2 separate regions of the Homo sapiens genome follow, and region 1 is linked to region 2. Evidence: chromatin contacts called from ENCODE Hi-C or POLR2A ChIA-PET data. All regions are on one chromosome and are shown on one strand. The core of a region is the stretch at or near the end of the contact, and the rest is flanking DNA. Distances in the headings are between cores, read along the strand shown.

Region 1 (6,733 bases), core at 513-3,012, 140 kb before region 2:
AAAAAGCATTGCTTAAATATTTAAAAAAAATAACTTATTAGGACTATAAATGCTAGCAAAATATTCAAATAATTTTCCTATGAAGCTAGTGAGATTTTATTGTTGGCAAGCCCTCTGCCTGGCCAAGACTACAGGTAGTCTTAGAGGAGTTGGCTTTTATCTTAGAGTTTGGAGTAGGTACCTCACTGTTGGCAAATGCTCAGATCCCTAATAGAACCTCTTTTTTGGCTTCGCTCTTGATGTTACTGTGATGTCTTGTAATTATGTATATTCTACAAATTATATTTTCTTTTATCAGCACAGTTTTCTGTACTTCCAGAAATGTTACCACTTTGTGTTTCAACGATATCGCCTGGAGCACTATACTGTGACATCGAATTGGCTGGCATTAGGAACTGTCTTCCTGTTTGGGCTCTTGTCATTTTCTCGCTCTGTGGCACTGTTCAGAGGTAGATCTTCTAAGAATATCTTAACCTACACTGACGAGTCACTTGCTCTTAGGTTTTACTTGATTCATGATTATATAATACATATTTGGCTTATACTAAGAAGCCATTTCTAAAAAGAGAACCTGTAGACTTAATATTAATGAGTGGCATATGACTTCTGTATCTTAGGATTGAAGAGAAGATTGAGAATTCCTTTTAGTGTGATTAACTGTACATTTTTTGTCTATTTTTGTTGTTTTTTTCTTTTAATGGATGCTGATAAATTAAGGAAGCCTTAAACTTAAAATGCAAATTTGGGCTAACATTTCATGATTATATTCTTTCTTATAATCATTGTTTGGATCCATAATATTAAAAATATGCTCAAGGAAAATGAAGGTAAAAAGAAGAAGGAGCATAGAGAGGGGCAAGAAAGCCAATTATTTTTTGCAGAATAGGGCCTCTGCTGTAACCGTGTTCCCAGCTAGAGAGACATTTTATACCTGCAGAGCAGGCTTCATGCTGGAATGGCTATGGCCCTTCCTGCCTTTTAAATTTCCTGTGGCTTACAGTGCGACATTAATGAGCAGTATAATTAAAGTGAGAATCTCATCTTACTCATCTCTGGCTCTCACTAACTGTTCTCCCTTCCAGGATATCACGGGCCCCTTGATTTGTATCCAGAATTTTACCGAATTGCTACAGACCCAACCATCCACACTGTCCCAGAAGGCAGACCTGTGAATGTCTGTGTGGGAAAAGAGTGGTATCGATTTCCCAGCAGCTTCCTTCTTCCTGACAAGTAAGTTGTCCTTTAATTCCTAGGGTTTTAAATGAAGGAGTAAATAGAGCAGTTCTATATCAGTGTCTTCTAATTTTTGTTTTCTTTTGGAGTTTTCACAGAGAGTTATTGAATTATCTACCACGTCGGAGAGCTGTGGGGCCTGTGTACTGTGTACCTGCCTCCTGTGTTCATTAGGCTTATTAGGCTGAGGGCTGGGTCTAGGTAGACATTCTGCACTGCCCATAACTGCAGGTGTCTGGGGACTTCTGAAAATGCCCTGGGTCCTAGGCTTTTGCCAGTGGCTCTTCGTGGGGATTCATATTTACATTTCTATAATGATCTGATGTTAATCCTCTTCTAAAAGTGGTCTAGAAACTCCAGCTAGAAGAGAGAAGACATTCTTGACCCAACAGTAGTGAAAGTTCTCCACCATTATGTGGACACTGGGGAAGGCTGTGGTTAAAATGTCTATACCAGTTTCCTTTATGCTTTCTGTGGTTCTGAGAGCATAGGCCCTAAAGTTCTTTGTAGTTTGCTTCATTTGGCCAGAGAAGAGTCCTGTGTAGGTTAAAGGGAAATCTGGTTAAGATGAGTCATGTTGCTCCATTTGAGAAATGGCTTCAGTAGCTTGGCTTTACTGGGTAGTAGTTTCTTATGCTTCATAAAGACCCTGTGTCAGTCATTAATGATTAAATTAAAACTTGTTTTTTAAGTGTTGACTTTAGCCTTTGCCTTTTACGTTTGAAATAGTTTTATAGATAAAGATATGTTTGAGGGTTACTCCGGAACAAAGTATTTCTCCCATAGTGTGTTCTCAGTGCCATATATTACATTTCATTCTTTTTCTCTACACCTGATAATTTGCTTTATTTGATAAGTCTCTCTGCCCACATAGTAATTGACAATAAGCATTGGCACTTCTCTGGTTTTTTGATGATATGACCATTTGGTTGTGAATTTCACTGCTAACAGTTGGTGAAATGGGTCAAGAGACATCTAATTATAAATTTCTCAATGATTTTGGACTGACTTGTGACCTCTGCCTCTGTGCTCCCTGGTTGAGGTTTTAGCAGAAATATTTTTTCTTCAAGAGAAATGTTTTTCACATGATTTTCCTGGCTTGTTTGTTTCAAGTACATTTAGCAATATTATCCCCCTGTGTTTTTCTTATTCTCCTTGTGTTTCTGACAGTTGGCAGCTTCAGTTCATTCCATCAGAGTTCAGAGGTCAGTTACCAAAACCTTTTGCAGAAGGACCTCTGGCCACCCGGATTGTTCCTACTGACATGAATGACCAGAATCTAGAAGAGCCATCCAGATATGTAAGGGCTACATTCTCTTCTTGCTTCTCTGAAAAGAATTCTATGCCTAAAAGTCTGTTGGTGTGTATATTAGAGCATTGATAAAATGAGAATTTCTTAGAAAGCAATTTTTTTAAGGCCGGGTGCTGTGGCTCACACCTGTAATCCCAGCACTTTGGGAGACGGGCGGGATAATTGCTTGAATTCAGAAGTTCGAGACCAGCCTGGGCAACATAGCAAGATCACATTTCTACAAAAAATTAAAAAATAAGCCAGGTGTGGTGGCTTATGCCTGTAATCCCAGCCTTTCAGAAGGCTGAGGCAGGAGGATCACTTGAGCCTCGGAGTTCAAGGCTGCAGTAGGCCATGATTCCGCTACTGCACTCCAGCCTGGGCAACAGAGTGAGACCCTGTCTCAGAAAAAAACCGGATATTTTTTAGGATGAGGGGTATAACAGCTTTTGTTGAAAAACAGTAAACAGTATCACTTTTATTTTCAAATTAACCTCTTTATTTTCTATGTAAAATGTATAATTTAATTTTGAAGGTTTTGGGTAGGCTGAAAGTTTTCTTACGGTAGAAGTTTGAACCATTATTCTGAAACTCATATCATTCCTTGGCCTATTAAAATCCTTAATGAGGAACTTTCAAGTTATCAGGTGGACCTTTGACCTAGCTATTAGTATATTCCGGTTTTAACAAATGAACAGTAAAGACTGTTTCCATACTGAATGCCAGGGAGCAGCCTCTGTCAGGGCCATGATCTTCTCCCTACTTGTCTTTACACATTCTGAGATCCCATGCGAATTTTACTTCAGTTCCTTTGAAAGATGACACTTTTGACATTTGATACCTGTGAAATCTTTGATAATGAAAAAGGTAAGAAGTAATAAAGATAATGCTCCTTTTGGGTCACAAAGACAGTGTAAGATCGTTGTCTAGAATTATTAGAAAGCACATTTTTTGATAACCTGATAACCTGTCCGTTAAAGAAATATGTAACAGTTTAAATGTCAGCTATATTTAATTTACATTTTCTTATGTCATATGCTTAAAATGTAAAATAGCAAGACTTCCAATTCTCTTCTGAAGCAAACCTGCAGCCACATCTGGTCTTTTGTCTCCCAGATTGGGGCTGGTTAGAGTTCCATGGAGACCCTCAGGGTTTATGAGTGAGATTCTTATTGTATGAGCTGTAACTATAAGCTATGAAAATGGACACTTAAAGACACAGCCTTGAGCTGTTCCCTTGTAAGACAGGCGTTTCTGCCACATGGATTGTATTAGAGCTTTATTCTTTTAATTTAAGGCTCTGATTCCTGTTACAATGGAAATACCCTTGGGCAGGGTAGACTGTTACAGGTCATTTTAATTTTATCTGCAGATATGAGTCTCCTGAGTGCAGGGCATCATTCTAGAGAAGCTGGACAGTCAAAGGGTGGGAAAATACACTGTCATAGGGGGACAGTATGAATTCAGAGTGATGTTATCGGAGCTTTGCTTTAGGAAGAGGTAGTAAAAATGGAGTAGTAAAAAAAAGAGCGTGGACTTTGGAGTTGAGTAGGCCTGCATTCAAACCTCAGCTCTGTTGCTAAACTTGATAACCTTGGGCAAATTAGTTAGCTTCTCTGTTTAATTTCAGTTTCTGTCTGTAAAATGGCACCTACTTTGGAATTATGATATTTGATATTATATCTCTCTGTAGCAAAAATGCAATGTTCTTATGCTTGCACAAGTGTTCTTAATCTGATAATGGTATATTAGACAGATTCCAGGTAAAGAAACCCAATCTCTCCCCTTCCTTCTTTTTATTGTTTCCCATCCTTGTAATTTTATTCCAGTGTCTCCAGACTCATCATTGCGTTTTCCACCCCAGTGACTTCGCTTATATTGGTGACTATGCCTGAACTACCCTTGTGTCTCTTCTCACACTATCAAAATTATCTTCCTCTTTGAAGTGAACTATTTAAGTCCATATTGAGCAGACCTTCCTTTAAGTGTCTTCAGTATTTATCTGTGCAGTTCATTTAGCCATTTAATTTTCTTGGTCTTAGTTAAATATTTCTGATATCATATCTTTCCACATCAAATATGTGAATGCCATGAAGAGAATGACTGCACTTTGTTTCTTTTGTGTTCACCATAGTGTCTAGGACGGTGTCATGTACCCAGTAGTTCACTTTTACATGCTTTCTCAGTGGATAATGAATATTCATCGTCATTGTGGTAATGATGTTGAGAGAAAGCTGGCTAGAAAATCTACAGTGGCCTTTTGCACATTTCTTAGGCTTTTATCACTGGTTGTCTTAGTTAGATCATATTTCCATATTCTCTGCTGTCAGACAGTGTTAAATTTGATTAAATGACTCTATATGAGCTTTACCCGAAAGGTGATGATTTTTCAGGATGCCAGTAGGAGTCACCAAAATGCTGGCTGATAAAAGCAGGGAAAAACAAGTGATTTATGTCTGCTGGGTAGCAGCTGTGTCCAGCCCTTTGAATGCGAGGATTTTTTTGCTTATCTGTGGTGGCAGAATCATGAAAATTAGGCATGGACCTTTAGCTCTGGGTGGCAGGTTTTAGCCAGCCTTTGGCTTCAATGCTAAGTGCTCCAGCCTGTCCCGTTTCTATTGTGCATGGAAACGAGGAAAGTTGTATGACTTTTTTTATTTCACTATTTTCTTTACCTCTGGGCTAATCAAGAATTAGGAGTGAATAAGTGTAAAGGTTCTGTGGTTTGTACTGTACCATTATAACTATATTGCAAAAATAATGTTTTTGCTGCATATTTTTTCATGGTAGGTATTGAGTAGCTATTGAATATCTCATTATTGAACAGGAAGCATTTACAGGGGTACATGCCAAGATTGCCAAGATTTTCTGCCAGAATCAAGATCTAAATTTGGAAGATACATTCAGTGTCACCTCTTTAGTTCTTGAAAAATTCACATTTTTGTTCACTATTTCAAGGTGAATGATACACTTCCAGCTCCAAATCTAGTATATGATTTAGGAGCTACCTAGTCAATGGATGAAACCTTGGAGGAAAAAACAGCTCTTCAGGAGAGAGCTTACAGAAAAAGACTTTTTTCTGACTTTAATTTAATGCTTAAGCAGACTTGCTGGAAGTTTTCCTGTTTTCTTTCTTTTTTAAGAGACTGGATCTTGCTCTGTCACCCAGGCTGGAGTGCAGTGGTGCCATCATAGCTCACTGTAACCTCAAATTCCTGGGTTCAAGTGATCCTTCCACTTCAAGCTCCTGAGTAGCTAGGACTACAGGCATGCATCACCATGCACAGTTAATAGTTTTATTTTTTCTAGAAACAGAGTCTTGCTGTGTTGCCCAGGGTGGTCTCAAGCAATCCTCCCATCTTGCCCTCTCAAAGCTCTGGGATTATAGACATGAGCCACCATGCCTGTCCTCCATCTGTTATCTTTGAAAACATAGATTGGTCATTGATTTTTTTCCTAAGCAGTAATATAGTCAGTTCTGCTACAATAAGATATAAAGTTATGAAAAATTAATATGTGGTAAAAACCACAAAGCTTATTGGGAAAACGGAGTTAGGGACACAATACTTAAAAAACTTTGTCAGTTAAAAAAGAGATTAAAAATTAGCCATGCATGATGGCTCATGCCTATAATTCTAGCACTTTGGGAGGCTGAGGCAGGAGGATAGCTTGAGGCTAGGAGTTTGAGACAACATAGCGAGATTCAGTCTCTACAATAAAAAAAAAATAAATTAGCCAGGTATGGTGGCTCATGCCTGTAGTCCTAACTACTCAAAGGCTGAGGTGAGAGGACTGCTTGAGCCCAGGAGTTTGAGGCTACAGTGAGCTACAGTCATGCCACTACACTCCAGCCTGGACAACATAGCAGGACCCTCTCTCTGAAAAAATAAAAATTAAAAAAAGATTAAAAATGGTAGCATGATTTTACATATGTTAAATGGTTAAAAGTGCATAAATACTACAATAAATGTGGCTGTTTACTTTGCAGAAGACTTGAAGTTTGCTTGTGGCCTGGTATTGGAAGGATTGCAGCTTGTAGTAGTAAAAGGATTATCTGAAATCTTACAAAAGTTATAATAGCAAAGGTGAATGGGTGGATGTGGCTTATAACACAGTGAACTGAGAAGGCCAGTAGATATATTTGTGTATGTATACACTATGTGTATTCCTATGCTGATTGGTTCCACTGAGTGTACTTTTCTGCATTCA
Region 2 (6,358 bases), core at 1,679-4,178:
ATCACAGCTCATTGTAGCCTTCATCTCCCAGGCTCAAGTGATCTTTTTGCCTCAGCCTTCCAAGCAGCTGGGACCATAGACTCACGCCACCATGCCTGGCTAATTTTTTTTTCCTTTTTTCTTTTCCTTTTTTTGGGTAGAGACAAGGTCTCACTATGTTGTGTAGGCTGGTCTTAAACTCCTCGGCTCAAGTGACCCTCCTGCCTCAGCACCCAAAGTGCTGGGATTACAGGTGTGAGCCACTGCCCTCTGCCAAACACTGTATTTGTAATCATCTGAAGAATGGGTTAAGGAAGACTTTGGTGTTAGGCAGATTGGGGATCAAATCCTGGGTTTTCTATTAGCTATGCAATCTTGGACAAATTACTTAACTTCTTAGAGCCTTGGTTTCCTCATTTGAAAAATAGGGACAACACTTACATTTCATGAAGTAGTTGAATTAATAGAAATAGATATTATATTGCGATTGAAACATAGTAGGTAGTCAATAAACAGAAGCTATCATTGCTATTATTATTTATTATTTTACTTATCTGTCTATCCCATCAGACTAAGTTCCTCGGGAGCAGGGAATGGGGGACAACATTCTGTACTCCCAGCTCTCAGCATATCATCTGCAGACAACAGCTGCTCGATAAAGATCTGCTAGATGAATATGTTGTTCCCACCTCTTAAAAGTGCTTTACTATGTGACAGGAGCTGATTTAAACTCTCTGAAGATAATTTCTTCTTAGTTCTATGAAGTATCCTTATTTTAGGAGAAAGTGAGGGTATAAAGTTAAGTATTTTGCCAGAGGTTATACAGCTAGCTACTAAGTTGCAGCAGTGGAATAGAAACCAAGTTTAACTACTTCGAGCCTTCATTGTTAACCACCACCTTTATGTCTCTCACTGGCATGTCAAAAATAGTTATTTTTGAAGAAGTTAATAATTGTCAGGGTTAAAAAGTGGCAGCAAAAGACACTTAAAAATAAGAGCCTTTTAATTTCTTCACAGGAATCTGGATAACTTGCTTCACCCAGTCTGCAGCTTTCTGCCTAAATGCATATAGTGAAGTGGGAGGTGAGTAGGGGGGGAATGAAATGTGAAAATGCAGGATTTATTTCTTACTGCCATTTATTCAAATGAAATGGACTATACTCATGCTTCATCATACTAACCACATTCATTCATTCCTTCATTAAACATCAGCATTCCATACACATGTCAACCACTGTACAAACACAGAAGTCTTGCAACAACACAAAATAATAAGACTCCACATCATCATCTGACTTTTGGAAAACATTATGAAAACAATCACTTGGGCATTCGTCTCTCTCTCTACCAGACTCAGATCCAGCCTAGCCCTGCTAGAAAGCAAACATCTTTCTAGTTTAATGTCTTCTCTAATTGTGATATGCAGGTTAATACCTAAAACTATGGCTATGTTCCTCAGACATTCTGCTTGCTATTATAAACAAAACATTTATGCCATGCCACGTGGCTTCATTTTGACTTTTTTAAACTTTTAATTTTGAAATACTTTTAGATTTATAGAAGAGTTGCAACAGTAAATTCAGAATTCCCCATACCCTTCACCCAGCTTCCTCTAATGTTAACATTTTACATACCTACAGTATAATTATCAAAACTAAGCTTCAATTATCAAAACACTGATTCACTACTATTAATTAAACTACAGACTTAACATTTCATGAGTTTTGTCACATGTTCCTTTTCAGTTCAGGGATTCCACATTGCATTTAGCCTCATGATTCCTTAGTCTTCTCCAATTTGTATTCATATTCTCTCACCTGGGTTCTATATGGCCTGAAATATTTATAGAAGAGGATTAGGGGTAGAGTCTTTAATTACAGATCAGTTATCGACTCTCATGAAAATCAACTAGGCCTCAAAAGCTGAGTCCTCTGTCTCTTACTTAATTAACCAGCCGCAGCAGACCAAGGATATATCTGAACACAGCCCTAGAGCTGCTATTGTTTTCTGCTCTGTATTTTGAAAGTTGACTGACTGACCTATATGGTCCTAACAAAAACCATTATCACTGTCATCACTAAATTATATAAATTATCAGTGCCCAAACATCATTAGCAAAGGCACAATGTTTTAGGAATAAGAGGGTCTTGCATAGAGTAAATAAGCTAACTCTGATGATTGTTGTCTAATGGGAACCAAATACAAAATGGAGAATTCTGTTTGTTGGAATGAAATAATGAAATAAATCAAATACTAACATGTATATAAATCACCTGGGGAAACTGCTAAAGTGCAGATTCTGACTCAGTACATTTAGGGATGGGCCTCAGATTCTGCATTTGTAACAAGCTCTGATGTGATGCTCATGCTGCTGGTCTCCAGACCACTTTTTGACTAGCCAGAAAACAGAATAAAACAGAGGCGGTGAAAAATATACATAAGATTTAAACAGTTTGTCAATGTTTACTGTTGCAAAAGATTACACTTGCTAAATACTTTTAGGTTTTTTATTTAAATAGGAGATTAAATAAGAAAATCGTTAGGTTAAACTAAGTCCTTTTTTTTAAAACAGGAAAAAAGCACACAAAACATTGAAAACCAATCTTCAAGCTAAGGAAAAGTAAATGATTTCTAGGAATCAACACCACTGAGGCAATTTTTAATCTCCAGCAGTGTGTTATAATGTCTAATTTATAATTTAAAAAATCCTCCTACAGAGCAGCAGATGGCTTTAGGGTTAAATTTATCCTTGTTTCTAAAATTACCAGCAGAATTCAGCTACCCAGCCTCGATGAAGAGTTACACATCCTTTGTAATTATAATAGGAGTGAAGAAGACAATTATGAGGAAATGAAAGCTGACAAATGAGAGGTGGAGAGTGATAGAGATGAAGCTGACCCATTGCACAAACTGAATGTGGATCGGCCAACACTGACGTCAATGCATACTTTGTTGCCCACCAGCACGAAAAGGTCAGTTGCACAGTTCATTTCCAAACATCAGTCACTCTCCCATCTGACAGGAGGGAAGGGAACAATCATCACAGTTGAGATGAAATGTGATCCTGCTGACCAATGTAAGACATCTATTTGTCCAGTCAGAGAGTTCAATGAGCTAAGAAGCAAATAAATAATCTTCCTTAGCTTAAATGAAGGGGAAGAGAAATGAAGAGGGAAAAAAAAATCAAATCAAACCAAACCCTTTGAGCCATCTTCCATATTCCCAGCTTACTGTGGAATGCTAAGTAGGACTTAAGGATACAAAGTTTCATTGTGCTTTTTGATGTAAAGCTCTTTTTACTTTTTACGTAATGCTAGTGGCAGAAGGATAACAAATGGAAGACTTACAATAAATATTTTCCCAATAAAAATAAAATACTTAAAAATTTTTAAAAAATATTTTTCCTATCTTTGCCTCTCCTACCCTTTTTCAGTTCTAGGGGACAAATCTGAAATCATATATACAGAAACCTTGACTCAAGGTCATCTAGTAAGTAGGAAGGTTGCTAGAAGCAATGATGGGCCACTGCCTCAAATCAGAAAGGAAGCATTCCTCTTGGGCTAAAGACAAGTGACTCGTGATGTACAGGTCAGATTAATCAGGCTAATTATACAATACTAATTACATTTAAGGTCTCTCTCAGCAAAAAATTAAGTTGCATCAACCAGAGACAATTGAGAATATGTGAAAAACTTTCCTTGGTCCTAAAAGGTTTGTATTAATAAGGCTTTAAAGCCTTAGTTAATTAAAAAAACATGCCGAGAGGGTTATATGGCTATTAAAATTTTAAGGCTTTGTTTTCACAGGGAATCAATTATACATTGAATACAAATAATAGCTACCTTGTATTGAGTGTTTACATGGTGCCAGGAGCTTTATCTAACAATTTATTTAACAAACAGTTAACTAGCACTGTGTGCCGGGCACTGTTCTAAGTACCCTACAAATATCAACTCAAGTAATAATCACTATGAGATATGAACTTTTATCACTCTCCCTTTACAGATAAGGAAACTGAGAAGAGAGAAGTCAGGAAACGTGGTCAAGGTCACAAAGCTAGTAAGTGGCAGAGATAGGATTCAAACTCAGGTATCCTGACTACACAGCCCATACTCTGACCTATTACCCTACATCGACTCCCTGTCTCCAATATTATCACCAATCCCTATAATCTGTTCCTGAAAAACAGATTTGTATTTAATAGATATGGAAACTCAGGCCTAGAAAGTGTAAATAATCGGCCCAAGGTTATAGCTACTAAGTGGCACAGACAGAATTTGCACCAGCACTGCTACTCAACTCAGTACTCTACATGAAGCCCTGTTTGACGTGTGATTAATTCATAGATTTTTATCCTTATTTAAGTATTTATTATAAACATTTTAGATTGGGAAAGTTGGAGAATAAAACTAAATATTCCTCATCTATTTTATTCTCAACTTAATGCCTGAACAGCCAGGGCCAAAACAGGTGGAAATAGTACTGCAATTACTAAAACTACTGAAAGCCAGTATTTGCATTCAGCCTCCTACTGTGAATGTCCTCACACTCACTTTTTACAAAGGTTGCAGGTCTCATGGTTGAGGCAATGAGTACACACTGGTGTGGGTGAATCCATGGCTCATTAGTGTCTCAAGTTTTTTTTTTTTTTTTGAGACGGAGTCTCCTCTGTCACCAGGCTGGAGGGCAGTGGCACAATCTCGGCTCACTGCAACCTCTGACTCCCTGGTTCAAGCGATTCTCTCCTGCCTCAGCCTCCTGAGTAGCTGGGATTACAGGCATGCACCACCATGCCCAGCTAATTTTTGTATTTTTAGTAGAGACGGGGTTTCACCATGTTGGCCAGGATGGTCTCGAAATCCTGCCCTCGTGATCCGCCCACCTTGGCCCCTCAAAGTGCTGGGATTACAGGCGTGAGCCACTGCGCCCGGCCTGTCTCAAGTTTTTACCCACGGGGAAAACAAAACCTGGAAACTGATCTCAAAGCCATGTTTCTGTTATTTATTAAAATGAACCATGTTTGATACTTCTATTCCATTTTGTTTTATAAACACAAAAATATTTTAATTTTGTGCTTCTCTTCAATTTCAATATACAAGATGGCTAAAGCAGTTCATTTATTCAGCTTATTTTGCAATTAAAGAGATTTTCATAAGCCAAAAAAAAAACCCAGAAAAAAGTATAATTTGAGGGAATAACTTTGTAAGGGTTCTTGTAATTTCTTCCCACAGAGCCCTATTTTTCCCATGTGTTAGATTCCATTAAGATTTAAGAGTTCTCAGAGATAAGAAGATGATCCTTAAAGAAAATCAGGGCCATCAAGAAGTTATAAAATTTACAGATAAAAATAAATATCCTAGAGAAATTCTTTAAAGACATTGGAATCCATCTAAACACTTTATAGCACGTGAATGATCTGGCCCATGCCCGCCTCTCCTGGCTTTTTTCCTATCATTCTCACTGGCTAATACCTGCAGTTTCCTTACCACTCCAATTCGCTCTGGCCTCTCAGCCTTTGCATGTGTGGATCCATCTGCTTGAGGCAGATACCCCAGCCTCGATCTCTATCTCTCTCTCTCCCTCTCTCCTTTTTGTGTTTTTTTTTTTTTTTTTTTTTTTTTTTTTTTTTTTTTTGAGACTGAGTCTCGCTCTGTTGCCTAGGCTGGAGTGCAGTGGCAGGATCTCAGCTCACTGCAACCTCCACCTCCTGGGTTCAAGCAATTCTCCTGCCTCAGCCTCCGGAGTAGCTGGGACTACAGGCGCATGCTGCCATTCCTGGCTAATTTTCTGTATTTTAGTAGAGACGAGGTTTCACCATGTTGCCCAGGCTGGTCTCGAACTCCTGAGCTCAGGCAATCTGCCCGTCTTGGCCTCCCAAAGTGCTAGGATTACAGGCATAAGCCACCGAGCCTGGCCTCTCCCTCTTTCTTTCTCTGTCTCCCCGATCCCCAATCCTGCCACAAATACCTTCTTGTTAATCAAGTGTTAGCTAATAATTTCCCTGATTCTTCCAGACAGAGTTAGTCTTTCTCCTAGCCTCATGTCCCTGAAAACAATGATCTTTTTGTGTTATATTAACTTAAAGGTCTGGTTCTTATTTGATTAACTCCTTGAGGTAAGAGCAGAGTTAAGCTTTTTGTCACTGCTGCTGTTTTTGTCTTGAAATGTATGAATATCCAGGACTTAGTCCAAGAGCAGAGTAGAAGCTTAATAAACATTTACTAAAATTTTTGAGGATAGTGGAGATGATAGAGAATTAAGTGTGGGCAAGAAAATTTGAGTGCTTAGATATACTCTGTGCACACATGTGTGTGTGTGTCTGCTTGTAATGAATGGAAGCAGGGACACTAAATGTACAACCATAGAATGATGGACCCCA

Evidence for each region. Hi-C counts contacts between places; a loop is a spot of excess contacts on that map. ChIA-PET counts read pairs that join two places held with the same protein, here RNA polymerase II (POLR2A). Pooled maps may share reads with other maps.
Region 1: a loop to region 2 is called in a pooled map, with 3 times the contacts of the local background. The contact joins two enhancer-like sites. A Hi-C loop is called at or near these places in 7 of 37 single-sample maps with no recorded cell type and 10 of 50 pooled maps. POLR2A ChIA-PET finds 5 or more read pairs at or near these places in 1 of 52 experiments (H1).

Annotation. Positions count from the first base shown.
Region 1 is chr11:111,831,965-111,838,697 of GRCh38, reverse strand. It overlaps ALG9 (ALG9 alpha-1,2-mannosyltransferase), which reads left to right. Exons shown (of 15, transcript NM_024740.2): 11 at 299-449; 12 at 1,083-1,230; 13 at 2,404-2,533. Among named protein-coding and RNA genes, the nearest start is that of ALG9, 36 kb to the left of the region's middle. Within about 2 kb of position 1,762, at least 2 of the 41 ENCODE cell types and tissues checked have a DNase peak (open chromatin) inside an H3K27ac peak, as active enhancers do.
Region 2 is chr11:111,691,606-111,697,963 of GRCh38, reverse strand. The region is part of intron 4 of SIK2 (salt inducible kinase 2); the gene reads right to left. It also overlaps a transcript of PPP2R1B not described here. Among named protein-coding and RNA genes, the nearest start is that of PPP2R1B, 72 kb to the left of the region's middle. RefSeq lists an enhancer at 4,829-5,342. Within about 2 kb of position 2,928, at least 3 of the 41 ENCODE cell types and tissues checked have a DNase peak (open chromatin) inside an H3K27ac peak, as active enhancers do.